2 separate regions of the Homo sapiens genome follow, and region 2 is linked to region 1. A link is a contact called in ENCODE Hi-C or POLR2A ChIA-PET data. All regions are on one chromosome and are shown on one strand. Each heading gives the region's core, a stretch centred on a gene start or an enhancer-like site at or near the end of the contact. The rest is flanking DNA. Distances are from core to core; before and after follow the strand shown. Region 1 holds the start of SORBS2 (sorbin and SH3 domain containing 2). Region 2 has its middle 38 kb from the start of SORBS2.

The links. Hi-C counts contacts between places; a loop is a spot of excess contacts on that map. ChIA-PET counts read pairs that join two places held with the same protein, here RNA polymerase II (POLR2A). Pooled maps may share reads with other maps.
Region 2: a loop to region 1 is called in a map of heart right ventricle, with 3 times the contacts of the local background. The contact joins the enhancer-like site here to the promoter of SORBS2 in region 1. A Hi-C loop is called at or near these places in 12 of 168 maps with a recorded cell type or tissue (HepG2, Right ventricle myocardium inferior, cardiac septum and 5 more) and 11 of 50 pooled maps. POLR2A ChIA-PET finds 5 or more read pairs at or near these places in 7 of 52 experiments (H1, HEK293, HEK293T and 4 more).

What each region holds. Positions count from the first base shown.
Region 1 is chr4:185,810,781-185,813,498 of GRCh38, forward strand. It overlaps SORBS2 (sorbin and SH3 domain containing 2), which reads right to left and starts at 1,414. Exons shown (of 27, transcript NM_001395207.1): 1 at 884-1,414.
Region 2 is chr4:185,848,630-185,851,347 of GRCh38, forward strand. It overlaps a transcript of SORBS2 not described here. Among named protein-coding and RNA genes, the nearest start is that of SORBS2, 38 kb to the left of the region's middle. Within about 2 kb of position 1,347, at least 3 of the 41 ENCODE cell types and tissues checked have a DNase peak (open chromatin) inside an H3K27ac peak, as active enhancers do; they include heart right ventricle, where a contact is called at or near this core.

The sequences.
Region 1 (2,718 bases), core at 164-2,663:
TGCTGTTATTATGAAGCAACTGACAGCAAACATTTGCTGCAAGTATGAGCGCAGATTTGGATGAGGTGTGCGGTGTTTTTGGTTTCACTCTTTATCTCTGAAACCTATCTGCTTGTGAGAAAAATTGTGCAAGAAAAGAAGTTTTACTGCCACATACCTCAGCTGTCCTAGAACTCAATGCAGAGGCTTCGCTTCCTTTCTTTCCTTGGATTCTGAGCCGGGGGAGCACAATGGGGGTCTTGTGCTCTGGGCCAGCAAGGCATGCAGATACTCGGAAAGGAGGTGTGAACGGCTTCCAATACCTACACTGTTTGCTTTACAACTACCCCAACTAAATCAAACAGGACACCAAGACACTCAGTCCAGGGTAAGCAAGTACAAAATCCACTGGCTATTATGACCCACATAGAGAACAGAATTCTTCAATTTAAGTGTGTACATAGCTGTGTTAAGAGTTAAATAAATCATTTACGAGGCTTAAAAAGAAATGCTTCTCATGTAGTTCTTTTTCATGTAGTTCTCTGAATACAAGTCAAAGTGCAGGTCACGAAAGAATCCATTGTTCACAAGCGAGAAATGTTGTTGGCTGTGAGGACGGTTCAGAACAAGCCATCGTAGTCTGCTCAAACAGTAAATATTGGTTTTAAAACCCCAAAGCATATCGGTCATGTTTTTTATCTTCCAATTGCTAGAACCAAAATTCACTGAAACAACTCTATGTCTCTGATACTATTTTCTAGAAATGTGTGTGTATGCGTGTGTGTATGTGTCTGTGTATGTTTGTTTGGTAAATCCAAATCACACAATCAACGTAAATCTTTCAGGCTAAGTTTTGCCCCAGTTATTTTTATGCTGTGCTTTCAAAAAGGTCAAAAAAGCTTACCTCTGTCAGTGTACTGGGACGCTCAGGAAGCCCCTTCTCCGCCTCGGCCTCAGCGTGCAGACATATGCCCTGGGAGCCCACAATCTGTTAACAGGAAGCAGGTAAACCCGAGAGCGTCCGCCTGCGTTCCAGTCCAGTGCCCGTCCCAGCACACACCTGCTTTTTCAGACCTGCCGCTCATATGCCACAGCCACGCACAGGACCAGCGTTAGCAGAGTGCAACACCCTCCGTTTGGATCCCTCGTTTTCAGGGTAAGCAGCTAGGGAGCTGCTGAGATAATATTGCAGGGAAAGCTTGCCTTCCCAAGACAAAAACCTTTGCTGCTGCCTGATAGCAGATATGCAGCATTATCACTCTGCATTCCACATTCTCCAATCAGCTAATTGGAACGGCAGTCAACAGCCTGTCCAAAAGGCAGCTTGCAGGCCTGCGTGGCTGTGATCATTGTATACTAACATGCCCATTGCTTCTCTCTTCCCTGAAGAGATGTATAAAAGAGGCTTCTTCCAGGGCGAAGCTCAGCAGAATATGCCACACTGTTTTCCATAAGTAAAATGGCTGGTCCTCTCAGCTCTGCTGCAGACAGCTCATTGGGTTCCACTGGCTTTTCGTAGCCATAGCAACAACCAACAGACAGACTTAGCAAGCATGGCTGATCATGTGCAGCACACTCACACAGCTTGTTAATTTCTTTTCATCAAACTCATCATTTTTTTGAGGAGGGTAGCTTCTGTTATCTTTCTACACATTTCACCGATAGTGCAAGTGCTCCGATTTTTCTGCTCTCCTGAAGAACTCTTTTTTATATGAGCCGGGGCTATGTATGAAATCGAGGAAGTGAAGCCCTATTAGTGGCTATCCAGGTTAATAACATGCAAATCACTTAAGAGACCCTAACTGGAAGCATTGTCAAAACAAGCCCCACCTTCCAGTCATAGAATGAGTGCAGAGAGCTGCAAACGGGAGAGTTACACTTTTTGTTTTTAAATGATAATCTTAGAGCCACTTAATTGAAACAAAACCCTGTGAATTGCTATATAGGGTCAGAATAATAACTAAATCAGGTAGACTATTTTAATAAGATCTTTAAATATCCATTTACTTATGGCTCAACTTATCTGATTACTTTAAGATGCTTTTTATGCAATTTAAAATAGAATTTTTAAAAAATCCTATTGCTTCTACGGCAGAAAATGATTCTTTAACTCAATCTTATTTGTAAATTAAAAATTCTTTTTAAAAAATCCGCACCTAATTAAAAATTCTTTGACTTTAAACATTACCTTCAAGGCAAGAATAGTTTTACTTCCTCAGTAAAATGGATCACATTCCACCCGTCCATAACATTTCACCTCCTCTGGGAATCTACCATGATTAATGCCATGAACAACGTAAATCTTCTGCAGAACCCCCAGGCTTTTCTTCTTTTTCAGGACTCTATCACCAGTCATATTCTATCTGATATATTTCCAAGGCACTGTCCCATTTATTTTTGTTTCTAGCAATCTGTTTCAAATAGTTATGTTAACACTTTGGACTTGTAAATATAGATGTTCTATTTGCTAAGTAGTCATTGATTTAGGATTCCGTCAGTATTGCGTTTCCCTACCCATGTTAACACTCCTGCCTTCAGTATTAATTCCCAAATTTTGACTGCATAGGAATCCTGTGGATGTAGATTTGGGGATGCCCGCTCCCCTTCCTCCCCAACCGGATTCACATTAGGTAGGTCTGAGCCACCCAGGGTCAGCGTATCCATGGAGGACAAGTGGGTGGCGCTTTCCTGCTTGGGAGAGTCCTCACCGCTTCAGATCGCCTCCAGCCAGCCTACCTT
Region 2 (2,718 bases), core at 97-2,596, 38 kb after region 1:
TTTTTTTTTTTTTTTTTTTTTTTTTTTTTTAAGAGGCAGGGTCTCCATACATTGCTCAGGCTAGACTCAAACTCTTGGGCTCAATGGATCCCCCTACCTCAGCCTCCCAAGTAGCTGGGACTACAGGCAGCCACCACCATACCTGTCTAGGACATTTCTTGACATAGTTTGAGCCTTTTATCTGACGGTTAAGTCTGCTGGGTTCAGTACTGTTTCATTTCTATAGATAATATATCCTAAACATTTTCAAGTTACTTGAGATTATTAGATGCAGTGAGATGAACCAAACTAAAATATCTCTTGTAGCCCTTTCACTAGCTGTGGCTTATTTATATTAAAGAAGCACACAGTAGTGACACATCTGTGACACAGGGACTTGACAGCTGCTAGGTGGTACGAAAAGGTTGGTTGTTTTGTTTATTTTGGACAATGCCCATCAATCACGAGAATGATGTTAGAACCACCTCTTATATAGCTGGCCCTTACTGAAACAAGCACTGTTGTTCCAGGACCCTGTCAGATTAGGGCTCCATCAGACTGAAAGAGTAGCTTTTTCCTGCTCAGGGTCTAATAAAGCTCCTGGCATCTTGGCACACCCTTGTTGACCCTGTTGCCATTCTAGAGAGCAGACACTACCCAGTGGAGCCACCAGAGCTTCCCCAAACCCACTGCGAATTCCGACTTGAGACACTGCAAGGCTCAGCCCATTGTATTTTGAAGTAGGATTTTCCTTAATGAAAAAAGTCTTTTTCATTATTTCTGTCCAATCGACAGATAAAGAATTTATGAATTCCAAGTCACAAACTGGGTTAGATTGTCGCCTGCCACTCTTCCTCTCCCTGCCATTTTTTTTTTTTTGAGATTCTGAGAATTTTCCCATTATAAAATAAGTCCACTCCAGTGCAGATAATTCCTCACTCACATGCTCTGAAATTCTTGCTTCTGCCTAAACCCTGTCCTGTCTCTGTGATTACTCTTTTAGACATAATCTTTGTGGCTTCACCCCTTGTTGCAGAATAAGACAGTAGCCCAGCAGGCCACACTCTCACAGGGGCAGGCCTGGGACTTTGCCTATAAAATAGAAAATCAGCTGCCCATTTTTTCAATTCCAATGAATGTGTAACTATCAAAGAGCTTATTCCATCTGGTCCTGTTCACAGAAGACTGAGAGACGACAGACAGGAATGTTGATGGCCAAACCACTTAATTTCTATTGAGTCTAAAAAAGAAATGAAGAACAGTTCTAGGCTGCCAGAAAACAGAAGATAAGCATATGGTTGTTAAAATTACAAGAACAACTGGGGCAGAGGAGACAAGCTGCTTGCAATGGCGTAAGGATTTCTACGTTGCGTTTTGATCCACACCCACCCTGGCAATGACTGCTATTGCATAAGCCTTCAATTCTTCAGGCCTGTGCAGATACTGATTTAGAATTGGTCTCTGGCTTGTTATGAAACGAAGCTCTTTCATGGCACAAATGTGGAGCAGAGGCGAACCTGGTTTGAAGATGCCTATGAGACCTATATTCTCATCCTGCCCCTCGGGCATGAGTCACCACTTCCCCCTAAAATATGGAAAAATGCTAAAGTGACTTTCATGTGGGATGTACAATTGGTAATGACTGAGTTGGGAAAAACACACAACTCCCTGAACTATCCACATGCCATGAGTTCTCAAGGCAGTCTTGCTGAGATATTATAGGAAGTCTAACATTCTGCTGACTTGTCCCATATGTCGAGAGTCTAACAATTTTACAAACAAGTTGTTAGAGGGAAAGAGGACAGTGTCTTCATGGTTGTCAGAGAGACCCAAGCAAATGACAGCATGTAGCTCCTTGGTATCCTGGCATCACTGGCCTTGGAAAATTTTGCTGCAATGATAGCTCTGTTCTCCTACATCAAAATAGGGACTTAATGAATTTGATTTGTGAGTGCTATTAAAAACCCATCTTCTCTTCTTTGAACAAGTAAGCCTGGTCAACTGCCTGTGCTGAAAACCACTGAAGTGTGTATATCATATGTTTTACAAGACTCTAGTTCTATTGAGTCGGGTTGAAATATGCTTAAGAGCATGTGATGGTTAATTTTAATGCATCAACTTGACTGGGCTATGGGATGCCCAGATAGCTGGTGAAACGTGATTTCTGAGTGTGTCTGTGAGGGTGTTTCTGGAAGAGATGAGCATTTGAATTGATAGACTTGAATAAAAAAGATCCACCTTACCCAGGGTGTGTGGGCATCATCTCATCTGTTGAGGGCCTGAATAGAATGAAAAGGCACACGAGGGTAAATTCACTCCCTCTCAGGTTGAATTGGGACACCTATCTATCTCCCGCCCTCAGATGTTGGTGCTTCTGGTTCTTGGGCTCTCAGACTCAGACTGAGACACCAACGGCTTTCCTGGTTCTCCAGCTTGCAGACAGCAGATCGTGGGATTTCCTGGCTGCCATAATCACATGAAGCAATTTCTATAATAAATCTCCATATTTATGTATAAAACATATATTCTCTGGGGACCCTCGGCTGATACCAGGTGCACTTGTTAAAAATCATTTAGAGTGGAGAAGATGAGTAGCTTATCTTTCATATTTTGCCTCTGACATGGCTATTGTTAAACTCGGAAAACCTGTATCTTCCCAGACATGAAGAAATTCACCTTCAACTACCACAAAGACCATGATTTGGTGTTTACAAGTTTATTTAGAAACAGGTATTTTTT